Linked DNA regions of Homo sapiens: region 2 is linked to region 1. The links are chromatin loops, found by intact Hi-C in ENCODE. Cell type or tissue: Caco-2. All regions are shown on one strand.

What was found. A loop is a pair of places that touch in the nucleus more often than their neighbours do. Peaks named below come from ENCODE experiments on the same cell type or tissue, not always from the same donor. Only the 100,000 strongest peaks of a DNase experiment are listed, where the experiment ranks them.
Region 2: a loop joins it to region 1, with 1.9 times the contacts of the local background. A loop is called at or near these places in 7 of 110 quality-filtered maps.

Annotation. Positions count from the first base shown.
Region 1 is chr1:19,808,903-19,813,902 of GRCh38, reverse strand. No RefSeq gene overlaps it. Among named protein-coding and RNA genes, the nearest start is that of RNF186-AS1, 3.0 kb to the left of the region's middle. In Caco-2, a CTCF peak has its summit at 2,497 (motif pointing right); no DNase peak of the experiment used is centred here.
Region 2 is chr1:19,858,611-19,863,610 of GRCh38, reverse strand. LOC105376823 (a long non-coding RNA gene) reads left to right here. Exons shown (of 3, transcript XR_947028.3): 3 at 2,856-3,400. Among named protein-coding and RNA genes, the nearest start is that of OTUD3, 21 kb to the left of the region's middle. In Caco-2, no CTCF peak of the experiment used is centred here; a DNase peak (open chromatin) is centred at 2,400.

The DNA of each region.
Region 1 (5,000 bases):
GCTTCCTCTAACACTGAGCATCTCATGCCCAGCCTAGCCTCGGCAAGTGTCCTGGTTGTTTAGGTCTCCCATGGAGTTGACCCTAGGGTTGGGGAGACAAAATGTGTGTGAAGGGATGGTGTTTCTGAAGCTGCAGGGGGAGTCCCACATTTAGCTGGCAGAGATGGGGAGGGGTGGAGAGGGCAGGGTTTGGGAATTGCTCCCAGTATCCTCACTAGGAGTTCCCCACTCCGTGCCACTAGGCCCTGACTTAGCAGCAAATCTCGGGGTTACAAGGACTGCAGTCCACATACAGTGGGGCCAGCTGCCCATCTATTGCACAGTCCCACACGGTAGAACTAGATCTTTATGGATGTTACCGTCTTTGTTATTGCATCTCAAGTACTAGTTAAGCTTTTGTCATAAAGATAAGAGGCCCCATAAATGCAACGGTCCTCACCAATAACCCCACTTTTCCCACCTCACCCTGTGAGTCGCAAGCTTTTTTCGTGCCTTCTTTCCACCACGTCTGCTTCTTAACACAGGGGAGGCATTGGCTGGGGGAAACGACTTTCCATGGTTGCCAGGGGCAGGCCTCAGCCGGGTGTTTATGTGGGAGTGCAGATGAGCAGAGGATGGGAGGAGACATACTATTTCCTTCCAAAAGCCCCATAAATGGGAAACATTCTTGAAACCTCAGAGGAGTGCTGTTGTCTCAGGGCAAGTCCGACACCCATGCCATTGGCCCTAATGGCGACTGGTGCTGAGACAGTATGAGTGTGTGTGGGCATGCACAGACCCACGGCTTTAAGCCAGACCAAGTGGGCCTGAAGAACACCATGTCTCCCAAGCTGAAGAGGGTCACTGGGCATTTCCTGAGCTGGCCCCGGGCATGTCAGTTTGGGATGGCTGCCAGTGGGATAGGCAAGGAACATTCCCTCCCAACTCACTTCCCTTCTATTCGATCTGTAATATTTCTCAGACCCTTCGCCAAGATCAAAACCTCCCCCCAATGTTTCAGTTGCTAATGACACCATTTCTACCATAATAATGGTGGTTACTTGTTTATCCAGTACTTACTCTGTGCCAAGTACTGCAATAACTGCTTTCCATGCACTAGTTAATCTTCGCAATAACCTTATGAAGTACAGGCCATTACTATCTCTCTCTTGCGGAGGAGGAGATTGAGGATCACAGAGGTGAATTCGCCTGCCTAAGGTTGCACAGTCAATGCCTGAGCTCCCTCGAGATAACCCAGGGCTCCTTCTGCCTCATGATGCTGCTTCCTTTGTGTACAACTCCCAAATAAGTGGGGATCTGGTCACCACTTGAGGGTTTTTGAGAAGTGCATGGAGAGAACAGGAAACTAATTTCAGGAGCCTCCAAATTCCAGCAGTCAGCTGCTCAGAGAGGCCGGAGAATTTTAGAATCTGTCATCCATGCTAAAGAAAAGAAAAGAAAATGATAGGCCAGGCGCAGTCGCTCATGCCTGTAATCCCAACACTTTGGGAGGCTGAGGCGGGCGGATCACTTGAGGTCAGGAGTTCAAGACCAGCCTGGCCAACATGGTGAAACCCCATCTCTACTGAAAATACAAAAAAATTAACCAGGCATGGTGGTGGGCACCTGTAATCCCAGCTACCTAGGAGGCTGAGGCAGGAGAATTACTTGAGCCCAGGAGGTGGAGGTTGCAGTGAGTTGAGATTGTCCCATCGCACTCCAGCCTGGTTGACAAAACAAGACTCCATCTCAAAAAAAAAATTAAAAAATAAAAAGATAAAAAAGAGAATGATAAAAATAGAATGGTTCTCCTGTAGACTTCTACCTCCCAGCTCTAGCCTCCTCTGCAGTGAGTTAGGCCAGCAGGAACATTAGAGTCTCAGGTTTGAGACCTCACCTGCCCCATCGTTGCCCTTAAGCAGGTCTCTTTACTTCCCTGAATCTCACATTGTGAAAATCAGAAAATAGTGAGATTTGTAAGAGTGATTCATAATAGTGAGATTTCCTGTCCTCATTCCTGGCATGTGGTAGGCCCCCAACCAAGCCCTCCGTCCCCCTGGGCAAAGTTGTTCGGACACTGCTATCACCAGCCCTTTAGAAGCTCAGCTGGTCTCAGTCATCCTCTGGCCTTGGCAGCATGGGAACAGAGAGCACCAGAGGCCAGAATCAACCCAGGCCACCCTGGAAGAGAGCAGAGGAAATAGACACAGAGGAGGAAATAGACATCCTGCAAAAGAATGTGATTGGACAAACCAGAGAGCCAGCCCGGGGCTCAAAGCCAAGCTCTGACCTGGTGTGCGACAGAAGGGAGTTACAGAACTTCTCTGAGCCTTAGTTTGGTCACCTGTAAAGTGGCAGGTGGGGGATACACTCTTCCCAGGGCCTCCGTGAGGATTCAGGGTGCTGCTGGATGAGCAGCCACTGTCTAATGGACTGCTTTTGTTGGCCACCATTGGCCTCCTTGGGTAAATGGGTTTCTTGGGGCTTGTTCAGCTTGACAGCCAGCAGGGGGCAGCCAGTCGAGTGTGGAGTGTTGTCCAGGGCAGGCCAGTCTGGCAGTGAAGTCTGAGCCTAGGTCCTAGAGGGAGGTTCTAACGATGAAAAGAAATTATGGGGAGAGGCCAAATTTCATTCCCATCAGGTCCATCTCCCCATGCAGCAGCCTTGGAGGCAGACATACCTGGCTTGAATTCCAGTTCTCCACTTACAAGTCCCTTCGTCTCTCTACGTCTCAGGTTCTTATCCGTGAAACTGAGGTTATGATACATACCTGCTAGGGTTGCTGGGGAATCAGCGAAATAATCCATGGTTGAGCACTAAGGAGATAAAGAAGGGAGGGGAAGACAGGGAGAGACAGAGAGATGGGATTGAGTTCTAGAAATCCCTAGTGGGAATGATGAGAACAGACATTTAATAAACCTGGGCACTAGAATTCACCTTTTCCATGATCAGCCTCAGCACCAGCAGCATCCTCAATAATATGATAATTGTTGACATTATCTAAATGCACCCTGCAAAGTGTATTACATATATTATCACATATGCTATAAAGGAGGTACTATTGTTGTTCTCAAATTATCAGTGAGGACTTCGAGGCACAGAAAGGTGAAGGAACATGCCCAAGATCACACAATGAGACAGTGGTGGGGCCAAGGGTAGACTGTAGGAGTTTAACTCCAGAGTTTGGGCTTTGAGTCACTTTGCTGTACCAGATGGAACATTGCAGCACACCATAAGTGATCAAGTTATGTGGGTCACCTGCCCCTAAGACTGAAGAATTAAGAAGCACTGGCATCCTCTCATTCAGTGACAACTTCCTGATTTAGTGGGTGCCTGGGACAGAGGGTTGTGGGAATCTACCTGTCCCATCTCCCAGAGCCACTTCCTTGCCTCACCTGATTTATTGCTGGGGCCTCCTGTTCATTGTTGGAACCCCTTTTCAAATGACTGGAGGAAGTTTTTCAAGCTTTCTTAAAACAAATAATTCTTTATCTGTGGCAAAGCAGAGCCGTTCTGGGAAGGAAGGACTTTCCTGCAATTTCTCTGGCTGTGGGAAAAGCATCAAGCTCATTAAAAACAGAAGTCAGATCCAAGCTCTTGAATGTGCCTGGAGGTGTTCCCATGAACTTTATATTTTTGTTAGAGTATCTTGAAATCACTTTTTTAAAGTGGGGGAGGGTGTATCTCTGGGAGCACTCCACAGAGTAGAGAACTCTATGGAGAATTCAAAACACCATGGAGGCCAGGCACAGTGGCTCACACCTGTAATCCCAGCACTTTGGGAGGCCGAGGTGGGCGGATCACCTGAGGTCAGGGGTTCAAGACCAGCCTGGCCAACATGGTGAAACCCTGTCTCTACTAAAAATACAAAAATCAGCCAGGCATGGTGGCATGAGCCTGTAATCTGAGCTACTTGGGAGGCTGAGGCAAGAGAATTGCTTGAACCCGGGAGGCGGAGGTTATAGTGAGCCAAGATCGTGCCACTGCACTCCAGCCTGGGCAACGGAGCAAGAGTCAGTCTCAAACAAACAAACAAATGAACAACAACAAAAAAACCCACACCATAGAATCTAGAATCCATCCATTCTTTTATTCAACAAATACTTCTTGAGGTTCTGCTCTGTGCCAGGTCCTGAGCAGGATATTCAATCTTAGTTGATGAGGTAGGGAAATTAATAGATGCTGAGCATTAGATTCTCATAAGGAGTGCACAGTGTAGATCCCTCGCATGCACAGTTCACAGTACGGTTCATGCTCCTATGAGAATCTAATGCAGCCGCTGATCTGACAGGAGGCGGAGCTCAGGTGGTAATGTGAGCAATGGGGAGTGGCTGTAAATACAGATGAAGCTTCACTCGCTTGCCTGCCACTCACCTCCTGCTGTGCAGCCGGGTTCCCAATTATTAACCCCTGATCCAAGTTATTCCAGTCGGATGCTCTTTTCCAGTACTTTGAATCTGGAGCTGGTGATGCAAGGAGAAATGACTATTTGAAAGTGGCTGCAGCAGCTGCTGCAGCAAACCAGATCGTCCCCACATCTGGTGCTTCCCCTCTGGTTGATTCACTGAAGTCTCAGGTTCCTTCTCTACAATTCACTTTTTTTCTTCTGATAGCCTGAATCAGTTTCTGTTGCTTGCAACCAATATCCCTGACTGAATACAGGAGCTGTCCAGGATCCCGGCTGCTGAAAAATCCCACCATAGGCCTCAGCCCCTCCAAAGGCCAGGGGAGAAGCAATGCCACAGGCCAGGTGGTCGGGAGCCTTCCTACCACACGTTCCCACCTAAGAGCCAGTCTGAACTTGCGGGGAGGCTGTCCTGATGTCAGGCCCAAGAGGGTGGTGCCCACGTTAGCTCTGCCTACAAGTGGGGTCAGACAGGAAACATGGAGTGGAGCTCAGGCCACCACTGTTAGAGGAGGCCAGCCTCCACTCCACTGGCCTCATGATCCCCAGAAGAAACAGGCTCTAGTTCTCCAGACGCCCAGCCAGAGCCCTTCACTGGAGTCAGTCTGCAGAAGAA
Region 2 (5,000 bases), 50 kb before region 1:
CCAAAGTGCTGGGATTACAGGCGTGAGCCACTGCATCCGGCCTCTGGCACCTTTTTTCGTCATTATCTTCAAACATAACCTGTGCTCCCTTGTCTTTTTCCTTCTGAGACTCCAATTATTAAGTTAGACATTTCATGTCATTTACTTCTTCTATATTTCCTGCCTTTTTAATTCCCCATACTGTATCTTAAAAGATTGTCTTTTGACCTGTTTTGACCTTTACAGTTCGTTGCTATTTTTTCTTTAGCTGCGTCTAATCTAACACTAAAACCATCCATTGCATTCTTAGTTTTGGTTCTTATATTTTTCAGTTATGGAATTTCTATTGGTTCTTTTTCAAATATGCTATCACTTTTTATCACTTTCCTGTTTTCTGACAACATCTTCCAACTTGTATCTCCTTGAATGTAGTAAGCATGGTTGTTTTCTGATTGGTCTCTGTTAATTCCATCAACAGTAGTTCCTATGGATCTGTTTCTGCTGTCTGTTGTTTTTCTTGACTCTTGTTCATGGTGTCTCGTCTTTTTTCTGAGATGAAGTCTTGCTCTGTTGCCCAGGCTGGAGTGCAATCGCATGATCTTGGCTCACTGCAACCTCCACCTCCTGGGTTCAAGCAATTCTCCTGCCTTAGCCTCCTCAGTAGCTGGGAATACAGGCACGTGCCACCAGCCCTGGCTAATTTTTTTTATTTTTAGTAAAGATGGGATTTTACCATGTTGACCAGGCTGGTCTCAAACCCCTGACCTCAAGTGATCCGCCCACCTCAGCCTCCCAAAGTGCTGGGATTACATCCATGTGCTACCACACCTGGCTAATTTTTGTATTTTTAGTAAAGATGGGGTTTTACTATGTTGGTCAGGCTGGTCTCAAACTCCTGACCTCAGGTGATCTGCCAGCCTCAGCCTCCCCAGTAGCTGGGATTACAGGCATGCGCTACCACGCCGGGCTAATTTTTGTATTTTTAGTAAAGACGGGGTTTCACCATGTTGGTCAGGCTGGTCTTGAACTTCTGACCTTGTGATCTGTCCGCCTTGGCCTCCCAAAGTGCTGGGATTACAGGCGTGACAAGGCAATGTCTTGTCTCTTCATGTGCCTAGATATCTTTCTTGCTTATTGGATACTGTATTTTAAAACATAATTATTGATTTGAGGCCAAGGATGATGTTCTGTTCTTCCAAAGGGGATTGTCATTAGCTTCTGTCAAACACCTGAGGCTACTGACTGTCTTAGATGATTTAATCAAATTCAAAACATTGAGATTTTCTGGGCCACCCTGATGACTCAAAGACTAGCCACAGTTCAAGCTAGAGTTCAAGCAGATCTCTACAGGCTGACAAAATTACAGCTCAATCATTTAGTGCCTATTCAACATCAGCCAACGTTCCTGGACAAAAGCAGCCTGGAGTATTGGGCTCACCTCTCTGAGATCCTGTCTTTTCCCAGATCTCAGCCAGTCTTCCTCAGTGTCTTGTTAGCTCTTTGACACTTTAAAGATGTTTTTGTATTTTATACAGCTTATTTAGGTATCATCATCTTTCAGCCATTAGATACAGAAACTGAGGGACAGTATGTGCAAAGGCCCAGAGGTCACAAAACTTCTGAGTGGTCAGGCAGGATTGGAACTCAGGGTGTAACTGTTTCAAATACCAGATTCTTACTTCTACACAGCACTGCTCAGTCCACATCATGATGATATACATGGATAAGCTGATGTATAGATGGATAAAAGCTAATACTTACTTACCAAGCCTTTGGCTGTGTCAAACACTCTGTTCAAGCTTTAGATTTTTAAAACTCATTTAATACTGAAAACAATCCTATGAGTTAGGTATTGTCATTACTTCTATTTTACATATGAGGAAACTGAGGCTCAGAAAGATTAGCAAACTGGTGCAAGGTCACACAGCTAGCAACAGTTGAGCTAGAATTCAAACCTGAGAGTCCAACTCAGAGCCTGTGCCCTAACCACAAAGTTTTGAATAAAAGTTCCTTGTTGCCAAGGGTCTGAAAATCATTTATCCTACCACATAGCTTCAGGCACAAATACTAACCCTAGGACCATTGGTTCTCCAAGATTGACCTTCCCAGGTAATACTATACTATTTGTACCCTACACTTGCCTGAGTCCAGATGTAACAAAGTCTTCACTTCCACGTATTGGGAAGCATTGCTTTGAAATCTTCAATTCTGAAAACTGTAACCATCCTCACCGCCTCCATCAGATGTTTTTCTCCAAGGGAGACCAGAACAGTTTACAAGCTAATCAGTTCCTGCCAGACTCATAAATTGGGAGACAAGGGAGGGGCAGTGAAGGGGGAAATGCTTTATTATCCCCATTTTGCAAAGGCAAGTTCCAAGCCAAAGCAGGTGAGTCATCCACAGAGATCAGAATCCAACACCCATTCTGTTCCACCCCCTGAATTCCTTCCTGGAGTGGGGGACTTTACCCCACAGATAAAGCCACTTCTCTTCTCTGCTAGGAAATATGCAAAGTAGACTGTGGGCCTCCCAGGGAGCCAGTGGTGGGAGACAGGTGCATGCCAGGTCCACGAGCCTCCCTAAGAATCAATTGGTCTTATATCCTGAATTTTCGGGGCATGAATAATGATCCAAGCTACTATTAATTAAGCATTTACCACTGTGCTAAAGCATTTTCATGTGTGATTTCATTTAATCCTCCCACAACCCTCTGAAGATTCTATCGTTATCCTCACTTTCAGATTTAAGAAACTGAAGCCTGGGAAGGTAAAGCATTTGCCATGGCCACCTACTTAGGAAGCAACAGGCCTTTGGGTTGACATTTTGAAGTCATTCATCTGACATTCCTTCCCACTGTCTTTCCTTCCCACCTACAGATGTGCTTCTAAACACTAAGAGAACGGGTCAAGGGCAGAGGATTTCTGTGGGATCTGTGCTCACTCATAGTCATGGTAGAGGAAGCTGAATCCCAGAGCAAAGGACACCAGGAAGAGGAGAGGGTTTCTCTGGAAACAGCAGGGTAGGTGCAGGCTGACGTGCTTATTGACATGGCAACCTGAACACACCTGGAGACACCTGCTCCACCACCCAGATGGCCATGAATGGAGCAAGTTCTTCCCACTGTTGCTCTCTTCTCTTTTCTGCAAAGTTACACAAGGGTCAAGTCCCATCAAGGGTCCCATCTCCATCTTTTCTCAAGATGAAGCTGGAAGTCATCTTGCCACTGGGACCCACCCTTTGGAAAGACCTCTGCCCAGACAAGGAAAGTGCTGCCTCAATTGCATGATTTGAGTGACTTTGGGAGGGTATTCCTGTCCCCAAATAGACCTCCTCTCCTGACATGTCACACTGGCCGAAATTCCACTATTACAGCTGTTCTTTTCAGGTAAAAAGAAATGAAACCTCTTTCTAAATATAAACACTCCCAGAAAGGGTACTTGATGTTTGTCGATTGTAATTTTTTCTCACATAAAGATGTTTTTTCCCAGACTTTTAGAATTTCCTTCCATCTGTCTGCTGAGTCTGACTCATGAAAAAAACCCAATAAATATAGTATCTGTTGAATGCTCAAAAAGGACTACACAAATAAACAAGTAGCAGCCCCACATTAGAGAGAAAAGGCAAAGAAAGCCATGCTTAGTCTAACCTGTGTTTTCTAAACCGAGTTGAACACAGATGTGACATCATTACATTAACTTGTTCTTTGTTTTGTTTTTGTTTTTGTTTTTGTTTTTGTTTGAGATGGAGTCTTGCTTTGTCACCCAGGCTGGAGTGCAGTGACACGATCTCGGCTCACTGCAACCTCTGCCTCCTGGGTTCAAGCGATTCTCCTGCCTCAGCCTCCCGAGTAGCTGGGACTACAGGCACAGCCTACCACGCCCGGCTAATTTTTTGTATTTTCAGTAAAGATGGGGTTTCACCATGTTAGCTGGGATGGCCTCGATCTCTTGACCTCGTGATCTGCTCATCTTGGCCTCCCAAAGTGCTGGGATTACAGGCATGAGCCACTGCACTCAACCTGCTAGATGGCTTTTTTTTTTTTTTTTTGAGACGGAGTTTCACTCTTGTTGCCCAGGCTGGAGTGCAATGGCGTGATCTCGGCTCACTGCAACCTCTGCCTTCTGGGTTCAAGTGATTCCCCTGCCTCAGCCTCCCAAGTAGCTGGGATTACAGGCACACACCACCACGCCCAGCTAATTTTGTATTTTTAATACAGACAGTGTTTCTCCATGTTGATCAGGCTGGTCTTGAACTCCTGACCTCAGGTGATCTGCCCGCCTCGACCTCCCAAAGTGCTAGGATTACAGGCGTGAGCCACCGTGCCCAGCCCTACTAGATGGTTTTTAATGCCTCTTTCTAGTGCTCTGTAAGAGAAGAATAGTAAAGAGGAAAGAAAGAGAGCATATGATGGGGAGGAACAATCTGAAAGCCTAAATGAAGATACCAAGCCCATTGGGGCTATTTTGCTTATCTCGTGTATTGTATGAGGTCTACAGATTTTACAACACAGAAAGCAGAAGCAAGAACAGCGACCGTAAAGACATCATCCTGTCGTCTCAGCCTGCACTTCCTGCTACAGCCTTGTCTGTTCAGGGTCTATGCCAAGCAGCCAACACAGTTCCCAGGACGTGGTAGCTGTCCTACAAATGTGTGTTGGTTCAAACATAATTATGCTTTCATCTTAGAAAATGTGGGGGAAATACAAACAAGTATAAAGAAAAAATAACCATTATTCATGATCCCATCTCAAGAAACAGTAACAGAAAATGCTAACAGTTATTGAGTGAATATCACGCACTAAGCACTTTACATGATCTCTCTCATTTACTATTTATATAACCACTGTCAACATTTTAGATTTCCTTCCAGGGTTTTTTTTCTATACATGCCACATATATATTTTTTCTATACATGCTACATATATATGTATATATGTATGTATGTATACATATATGTATGTGTATATATGTAGCATGTACAGAAAAATATATATATATTCAGTAGTTGTACTGTACCCTGTA